2 separate regions of the Homo sapiens genome follow, and region 2 is linked to region 1. Evidence: chromatin loops called from intact Hi-C (ENCODE). Cell type or tissue: dorsolateral prefrontal cortex. All regions are shown on one strand. Region 1 overlaps LAMA2 (laminin subunit alpha 2). Region 2 overlaps LAMA2 (laminin subunit alpha 2).

Region 1 (4,000 bases):
CTGAAGCTCTTTCTTGTCTGAGAAGTTCCATCACGAAACTTGATTACAAAACCTGTTTAACTTTTCACATCACTAAATAACTGACTAAATTAAAATCTTGAGTCAAGTAGAAATAAGGATTTATTACATTTTTAGAGATTACTTGAATTCCCCTTCTTCTACACACACAGTAGGTTGATTTTCAGGAAATAGAAAGCTGGAATAAATAAGGATATGGATGGACACCATCCTGGAATATGGGACAATTTGAACACATATGCTCTGTACCAATTCCACTTGGTGAATTTCAGACTTTGGAGTCAGGTAGACCTGGGTTATATACAGAATTCTGGCACTTTGTTATGATGAATGAAGCATAAAATATGTCTTGGCATATTCACTCATCTTACCTCCATTAAACTAAATGGGAGGAAGAGAAAACAGAACGACAAATCCACATAATTCTTAAGATACTGTGTGGGAATGGATGAGTGAGTATGCAAAGTAAATTTAGGAAAATATCAATGACATCACTGAAAAATAGGCTTTCAGGTAAACTCTTTGACTTGCTGAATTGATAAAAACAGGCAAGTTAGAAATGATTTAGTAAAAACTTGTGGTTGCGCCATCCAGTTGTAAATTAGGAGGGGAAAAATGCTGCCATGTTTGATAACAGGTAAATAATATTGCTGTTCAGCTCAAAGAGTACTATAAGTGATTTGTGCAAATTATATTAATAATTGACCCCATTGTTCTATGTGCAATCTAAAAGAATAAATGGAGAATAAACCAGAACAATAAAGCATCATTATTTATTGATTGCCTGTCCCTGGAGATGACCTGAGTCAATGCACAGCAGACTCACTCTTGATTGGGAGACTAGACTTTCAATGATCACATGAAGGGGGAGAACTCTTGTGACCAATAAAGGACAAAGTTGTCTTTATCAGGAGTGGTATGCAGTCCATTTTGAGGCTAAGATCCCCAGGGGATTCATGCACAGGATTAATTTTCCTAAAGCATGATTGATCAGTGTGGTAGCTTGCCCTGCCATTCTCTGATAGTGCTCTGAGACTTCCTGAGAAATATTATTAACTCAGGACTGACATTCAGCTGCTGTATATTAGTGAGGGTAGAAATAAGTCCATGCCATTTGGTGATATAAGCTGCAGCACTGAGCCCCTGCCGCCACCAGTTCCTCATATCCCGAGGAGGCCCATATGGGTGGAAGGCAGGTCTACCGTGCAATCCACCAGCTTGTTTGCTCCAGCCAGCTTTCTGTGGCTCTTGAATATATGCAGCCCTCACCAAAATGAACCTAGACACTGGAGGAGGGAGATTGTACTCATGCTGGTGGCAAATGGCATCCATTAGGAAAATGTCTTGTGCTGATCTGGCCCACTGGCTGGGGGCTTCCCCACACAGTGATAACTTATAAAAACCATGACCTTTACAGTGTATGGTGTCTGTCATTAACTATCCTGACCATCACCCCTGCACATTATTTAGGCATACAAATAGGATGGAATGTGGCATTTGTCCACTTTCCATCCTAATTGCAAGCCTAAATAATTTGAGGTGCTGGCGATTCCTGATTAATAACTTCAGCCTGACCTGAATATTGTGAAGAGAAGGAAGAAAGAGATTAAGCATAGAAGGCACCCAGGCCTATGCAAGACAAACTTGAACAACTTCCGGCATCAATTTTGTATAACTACAAAGCTTGTTACTTCATTTAGTCACCCAAGTTTAACTTGAAAGCAACTGTCAAAACTTTCTCAGCTCTCAGTAATGAGAGGCAATTTGCTCAAGAGCCTTGTTATCCAAGAACCTTTAAGTGCACACACCATCAGCACAGTGGGAGCAATGTATTATTTTAAAAGTTAAAAATGATACTATTATATTTTTGTTATGTAAAATTTTATTGATCCATATTTTCATCATTAAGTCCAGCTAGCTAAAACAGAGTTAGCACCTAATTCATTTCTAAGCTCTTCACGTGCTTCCATTTGAATTGTGCTTTATAATTAAATGCTGAATACTCGTAAATAACAATACGCTATATGAATAGGACCCTTTGTTCATCTTATCAAGAAAACAATGGAGAGTGATAAGAAAGAGTATCCTTTCACCCACAAACCACTAACTAAACAAATAGCAAATGTAAAATGCAATTTCAAAAGTGGAAATGACAAAAAAAGAGGAACTATACCTGCTGTAAATCCAGGGTAATTGTCACATAATGGTATTCGATTCCATTCTTAATACTGGGACTCTGCCACCAAGTGTTCTTTCCATCAATAGCATTTGTAATCGGGTGTCTCTCTATTGAGTTAGCAGCATCATATGAAAGGAAGAAGAAAAGATCATATAACTAGTTTATAGCTTTTTCTTTAAAGTAAAAAAAAATGGTTAAAACAACCATCATGTGAATATCAAACATTAAAATAATACAGAAGGAGAGTAATTCAGATTCTCAACAGAATTTCTTCAATGACAGCTGTCTCATAGCACCATACAAGGTAGCAGGAAATGTTTAAATGCTTAGGCTGCAGGGGAATGAGCTGGTCAGCACTCTGGCCATTAACCAAAATGGGCAATTTTAAAGGTAACTACAGAAATTAAGTGTAAAGATATAATGTTAAAATCTAATTGACTTGTCAATCATTCAAAAAAGCAACAACTAACTATTGAGACAGCTCTAGTATGCCATCAACCTTGTTAACAGAAACATAAAATCCTGACTTGTGGTTGAAATACACTTGAACACTTGCCCTTCTGACACATTCATTATTATTAAGACGTAGGGAGTCCAATATATATCTGGTTTTAACATAAAATGCTGTTAAATTCATTCTATGAGATATTGAGGCTCAGAAACCAATACCCGAAAATATAGCATGCTGGTATGCTGATTATTTTAAATTAAAGGCTCTTGGAGACCAGCAAATGCTGAAATAAGTTTTACTCTGATACTCCCGTATCTACTTACAGTCTGATCCCACCAGGAGGAAAAGTTTCCTCTGGCCCTCTTGCTTAAGTTTTCATTAATTTAACTCATTTCACATGAAGAGAGACTGAAGTCTGTCGGCACACCTGAACAGACTTTTGTTACAAACCACTATCTGCTCTGTGGGCCCAACAGACTTTGTCCCAGGCCATTGTAGGTTCTTGAATTCCCCTAAAAAATCATTTACTATTTTCCAAATTGCCATATTTTCCCCATCTTCCCTCCCCCGTGAAGAAGGGTATATCTACATCTATGCTCCTATTGGGTTATTGGGTAATCATCCTCCTGTGATTCTTCCATGCTATGCATGTTAAAATACATTTTGTATGCCTTTCACCTACCAAGCTAACTTTTTTCAGTTGATTTTTCAGCAAACCTTCAGAGGGCAAAAGAGAAGTTTTCCCTTGGCCCTTACAGAAGCTTTTTGCGGCCAGTCTTTAACTTGCCAATTTTCTATCACTATTTAATAATATGAGAGATAACCCAAACCTCTCATCCGGCATTTGTCTGTTGCCATCATCACTAACTCTAGTGGAGGAATCTTTACAATAATGGCAAGGAAGGAGATGATGGCACATGAAACTCTATCCTACCAAAAACCACAGATCTTCCCTTACTTTCACCCAGACATATAAGAACAGGACCAATTGTGAAAATCAAAAGGGAGATTAGAGATAGAAAATAGGAGGCGTGGCAACCCCACAGACCTGTGACCTTTGTTGCAGCTCCCTTCCTTCTTACAATCCTCAAAGCTCACAGTTTCTCATCTCTCCCATTTTAGCTCCATGTGTCTCACAACAGCAGCCACTACTCCTGGGCTGCCAAGCCCTCATTGCATTTTGGTTCCCAGTCATTGGTTCTTGTCTAAAATCTTTGCTTCTCATTTTCCAAGTAATATAAGGTCTTTTTCTTTCTCCCTCTCTAAACAGGCCTTGCTCATGCATGGGTGAGGATGGCAGGAGTGGAGGCTGTTGATGATCCTGTTTCTATTCCCAAGGCTGCAGTAAGGGC
Region 2 (4,000 bases), 65 kb before region 1:
TTCTTAGAAGGAGTGAGTGAAATAGAAGTTACAGAGGCTGAGGGCTGTGGGAATGGAGAGATTATGTCAAAGGGCACAAAATCTCAGTTAAAAGAATGGGCTTTACTTTATATTTTTTTACTTTTAGTGCACAGCATGGTGAGTAAAAGCCAACAAACTAGCATATGCTGTTTTATGGCCCTGAGGACCCATATTCTAAATTATCATATCAGATTTTTCTTTTTTTCTTTTGAGACAGGGTCTGCCTGTGTCATCCAGGCTGAAGTGCAGTAGCACAGTCTCAGCTTACTGCAACCTCTGCCTACCAGGCTCAAGCAATCCTCCCAGCTCAACCTCCGAAGTCGCTGGGACTACAGGTGCACACCACCGCACTTTGCTAATTTTGCATTTTTTCTGGTGGCGTTTCACCATGTTGCCCATTCTGGTCTCAAACTCCTGAGCTCAAGCAATCCATCTGCCTCAGCCTCCCAAAATGCTGGTGTGAGCAACTGTGCCCAGTCCCTATCGGATCTTAAATATATATTCAAGGATATGTCACTATGATATATGCTTGAAATAACATCTGAGGGATAAACTCTGAATTTACAAACTTATTTTTTTTAAAATTTGTATTGATGATATATTCAGTTTCTGATATTCATATTTAACACTTGATATTCAAAATTGGGTTTTGATTCTGGCTTTCTTTGTATTTGTAAAAGTTTGAAAGACACTTATTTTAAAGTACAATTTTATTTATGATATTGTAAAAGTCTTACCAGTAGAATTGTACACATTGAGAAAAAAAATGAACCATTCTGCTTCATTCATATTAGTTTCCTCCCCATTATGATAAGCCAGACTCAAGAAACATTTTATTTTTATGTAAAACTAAGGTGGTATCTTACGTGATGCCAAACATCTGGCTGAAACTGAAAAATATAGTTAGTCATCAACGTTTATTACTATCTGGATATTTGATGTCATGGAAATGATAAATCATAATTAGCATTTCAATTTGTCAAACAGATGTTCATTGAAAAACAAACACAACCTACTCCACAAGCTGGAAGGACATTTTAGATGGCCCATCTAAGTATAATTGTTTTTCTGGTTCTCAAAAAAAGAAACAAAATTTGTCAGCGTAGTTCATTTAATAATGTGTAAAGATATGTTTGTTTTATTCAAAATATGAGATTTTATACTGAAATGATACTGTGTTGAAATTTGATTTAACCTGTGCTTTCTTAATGATATTAATTACTGAAAACAGCAGCAGGCAGAATTATAAATTTAAATATAATTTATGGTGTAGGTTTAAATATGGGTATAAGTATATCACATATTTTTGCCTGGCGTTTTTTGATGGCTTTTTATTTTTTATTGTAAATTGACAATTTCTAATTATGTAAATTTATGGGGTACAAAGTGATGTTATAATATATGAATGCAATGTGGAATAATTCAATTAAGCTAGTAACATACCCATTCCCTCAAATACTAATATTTTTTATGATGAGAGCATTTGAAATTTACTCTTTTAGCAATTTTAAAATCTGCAATACACCATTATTAATTTTATTCACCATGCTGTGCAAGTTTTTCTTTATGGACCTGGACTCCTTGCCCTGACGCTGTTTATTTAGTAACATTTCATTTTCTTAGGAAGCAAATAGAATTAGAAATTTGTCCCTATGCATCACATCAAGGTCTAAGCACACATTTCCCAAAAGATTATTTTCACATCCAACAAAGAGAATATGTAACGTTTGCAATGCTCTTATGGGAAATCTCTGTGTCCAAAACTGTGTGTGCTTGCTCCTTGGTTTTACAAGCTCTACTTCATCTCTCTGACCTCTAAAGGTAGATGTTCCTTAGAGCTCAGTTCTCAGACTGTTACTTTTCTAGGTCTTCTTGTACTTCCTGGGTGATATTATGCAGTCTCATGATTTTAAATTCTCTAATTCGTATCTTTAAGCAGCATTTCTCATCTGAATTCCAGAATACTATACACTATCTATTCAGCTTCACCAAAATGTCTAATAGACATTTTCAGTTAACATATGCAATGCTGAACTCCTATTCTTCTCTGTCAAAACCTGCTATGCCCACAGTCTTCCCCAACTCATTTCAAAGCAACTCAATCCTTCCCTTTGCTCATGCCAAAACCATGGACTCATCCCTCAGCCATCTCATTCTCACACCTCACGGAAAATTGATCAGCACATCCTCTTGGCAGAGCCAATTGGTCAGGAAATACTATTGGTTCCACTTTGAAAATGTATCTTCTATTCCGCCACTTCTCACTACTTTCATGCTGCTACCCTGCTCCAAGCCACTATCATTTGTCCCGAGTTGCTGTGAAAGCCTCTTACCTGCTCCCTTGCATTTGCCCTTCCCTCCTGTGTTCTGACATCAATCCAACACAGCTAGAGCAAGCAGATTTTCAGGGAGTGGGTACAGGAATGACACTTAACGTGTACAAGGTTTCTTTTTGAGTTGTTGAAATGATCTAAAATTGGATTGTGGTGGTGGTTGCACAACTCTGTGAATATACTATTAATAAATAATTCTGAACTGTATGCGGTAAATATATGGTATTTAAAATTTTTTTTATGAAAAAGATTGCAAAGGGTCTGGGATTTTATTCTACTTGCAAGACAGCAATTTAGCCTGACACAGCTTGGTGGCTGCTGACAGAACATATGAGACTTCTAAAAGAGGGAAAAGGGACTTTATTACTCACAGCCCAGGAAGCAGCATAAGCTTTGGCATATTTGGTGCCAGTTGCCTGGGCTCTACTTCCTGCAGAGAGATAGAAAGCAGGCCAGCTGATGCCTCCACTCACAGTGGGTGGTGTTACAGAAGAGGAACCCTCAGCTTAATGGGTTCAAATCTTTTCTTATGGGTGGTAAATATATTCCCCTCATCTGGAGGGAGACACCATCTCTCTCTTCCCAAGCTATGAGTAAACCTACCCTTTGCTTCCCAGGGGGACATCATCTCTACCTTCCAAGGCTGTTCACTTTACAAACATCCCTGAGAAGATCGTCTGGAACAAAGATGGTCTGTGCACCTGGTTTCAAAACTTACAACAGATGTGCCAAGCTTTCTATCTGAATTTAGGCCTAAGCTTTTAGATCTCAACTATTAACCAAGATACGATTATTATTTCAAGAAAACACCACAAGTTAGAAGGCTTTCAGTTGTAATAATTTTAAAAAATAGGTATTTCTATACTGCTTTAAAAAAAACATGTTGAGGTTGATTGACATACAAAAAGCCTTACGTATTTGATGTATACAACCTAATGAGTTTGGAGATAAGTATGCACCAGCGAAACCATCACCACCGTCTCTGCCACATATATATCAATAACCTCCAAAAGTTTTCTCTCACTCTCTTTATTATTATTATTTTGTGATAAGAACATTTGTAAGATTGACTTTGTTAGGAAAATTTCAAGCATACGATACAGTAATGTTAAGTCTAGGCACTATGCGGTACAGTAGATCTCGAGGACTTAATTCATCTTGTATAAATAAAACTTTTTATCCTTTCACTAATACTTTCCTGTTTCCCCCTCCAACCCAGACCCTGGTAACTACCATTCTACTCTCATGTTTCTGAGTTTTGACTATTTTAGTTTCCTTATATAAATGATATCATGTAATATTTGTCCTTCCACTCCTGGCTTACTTCACTTAACATAATGTCCTTCATGTTGTCCACATTGCCTGAAATGGCAGGATTTCCTTCTTTTTCTAAGGCTAAGTAATATCCTATTGTATGTATATACCACATTTTCCTTATTTATTCATCTGTCAACAGATATTTAGGTTGCTTCCATATCTTGACTATTGTGAATAATGCTAAAATGAATACGGAAATGCAGATATCTCTTTGAGATCCTGATTTCAATTGCTTTGAATATATATATATATATATCTCACACACATATATATATGTGTGAGAAGGCTGGATCATATGGTAGTTCCTTTTTTTTTTTTTTTGAGACAGA

What was found. Peaks named below come from ENCODE experiments on the same cell type or tissue, not always from the same donor. Only the 100,000 strongest peaks of a DNase experiment are listed, where the experiment ranks them.
Region 2: a loop joins it to region 1, with 2.5 times the contacts of the local background. A loop is called at or near these places in 1 of 110 quality-filtered maps.

The regions. Positions count from the first base shown.
Region 1 is chr6:129,058,088-129,062,087 of GRCh38, reverse strand. It overlaps LAMA2 (laminin subunit alpha 2), which reads right to left. Exons shown (of 65, transcript NM_000426.4): 3 at 2,192-2,304. Among named protein-coding and RNA genes, the nearest start is that of LAMA2, 180 kb to the right of the region's middle. In dorsolateral prefrontal cortex, CTCF peaks have their summits at 1,963 and 2,168; no DNase peak of the experiment used is centred here; H3K4me3 peaks cover 857 bases; H3K27ac peaks cover 1,346 bases.
Region 2 is chr6:129,123,298-129,127,297 of GRCh38, reverse strand. All of the region lies in intron 4 of LAMA2 (laminin subunit alpha 2), which reads right to left. Among named protein-coding and RNA genes, the nearest start is that of LAMA2, 240 kb to the right of the region's middle. In dorsolateral prefrontal cortex, no CTCF peak of the experiment used is centred here; no DNase peak of the experiment used is centred here; H3K27ac peaks cover 511 bases.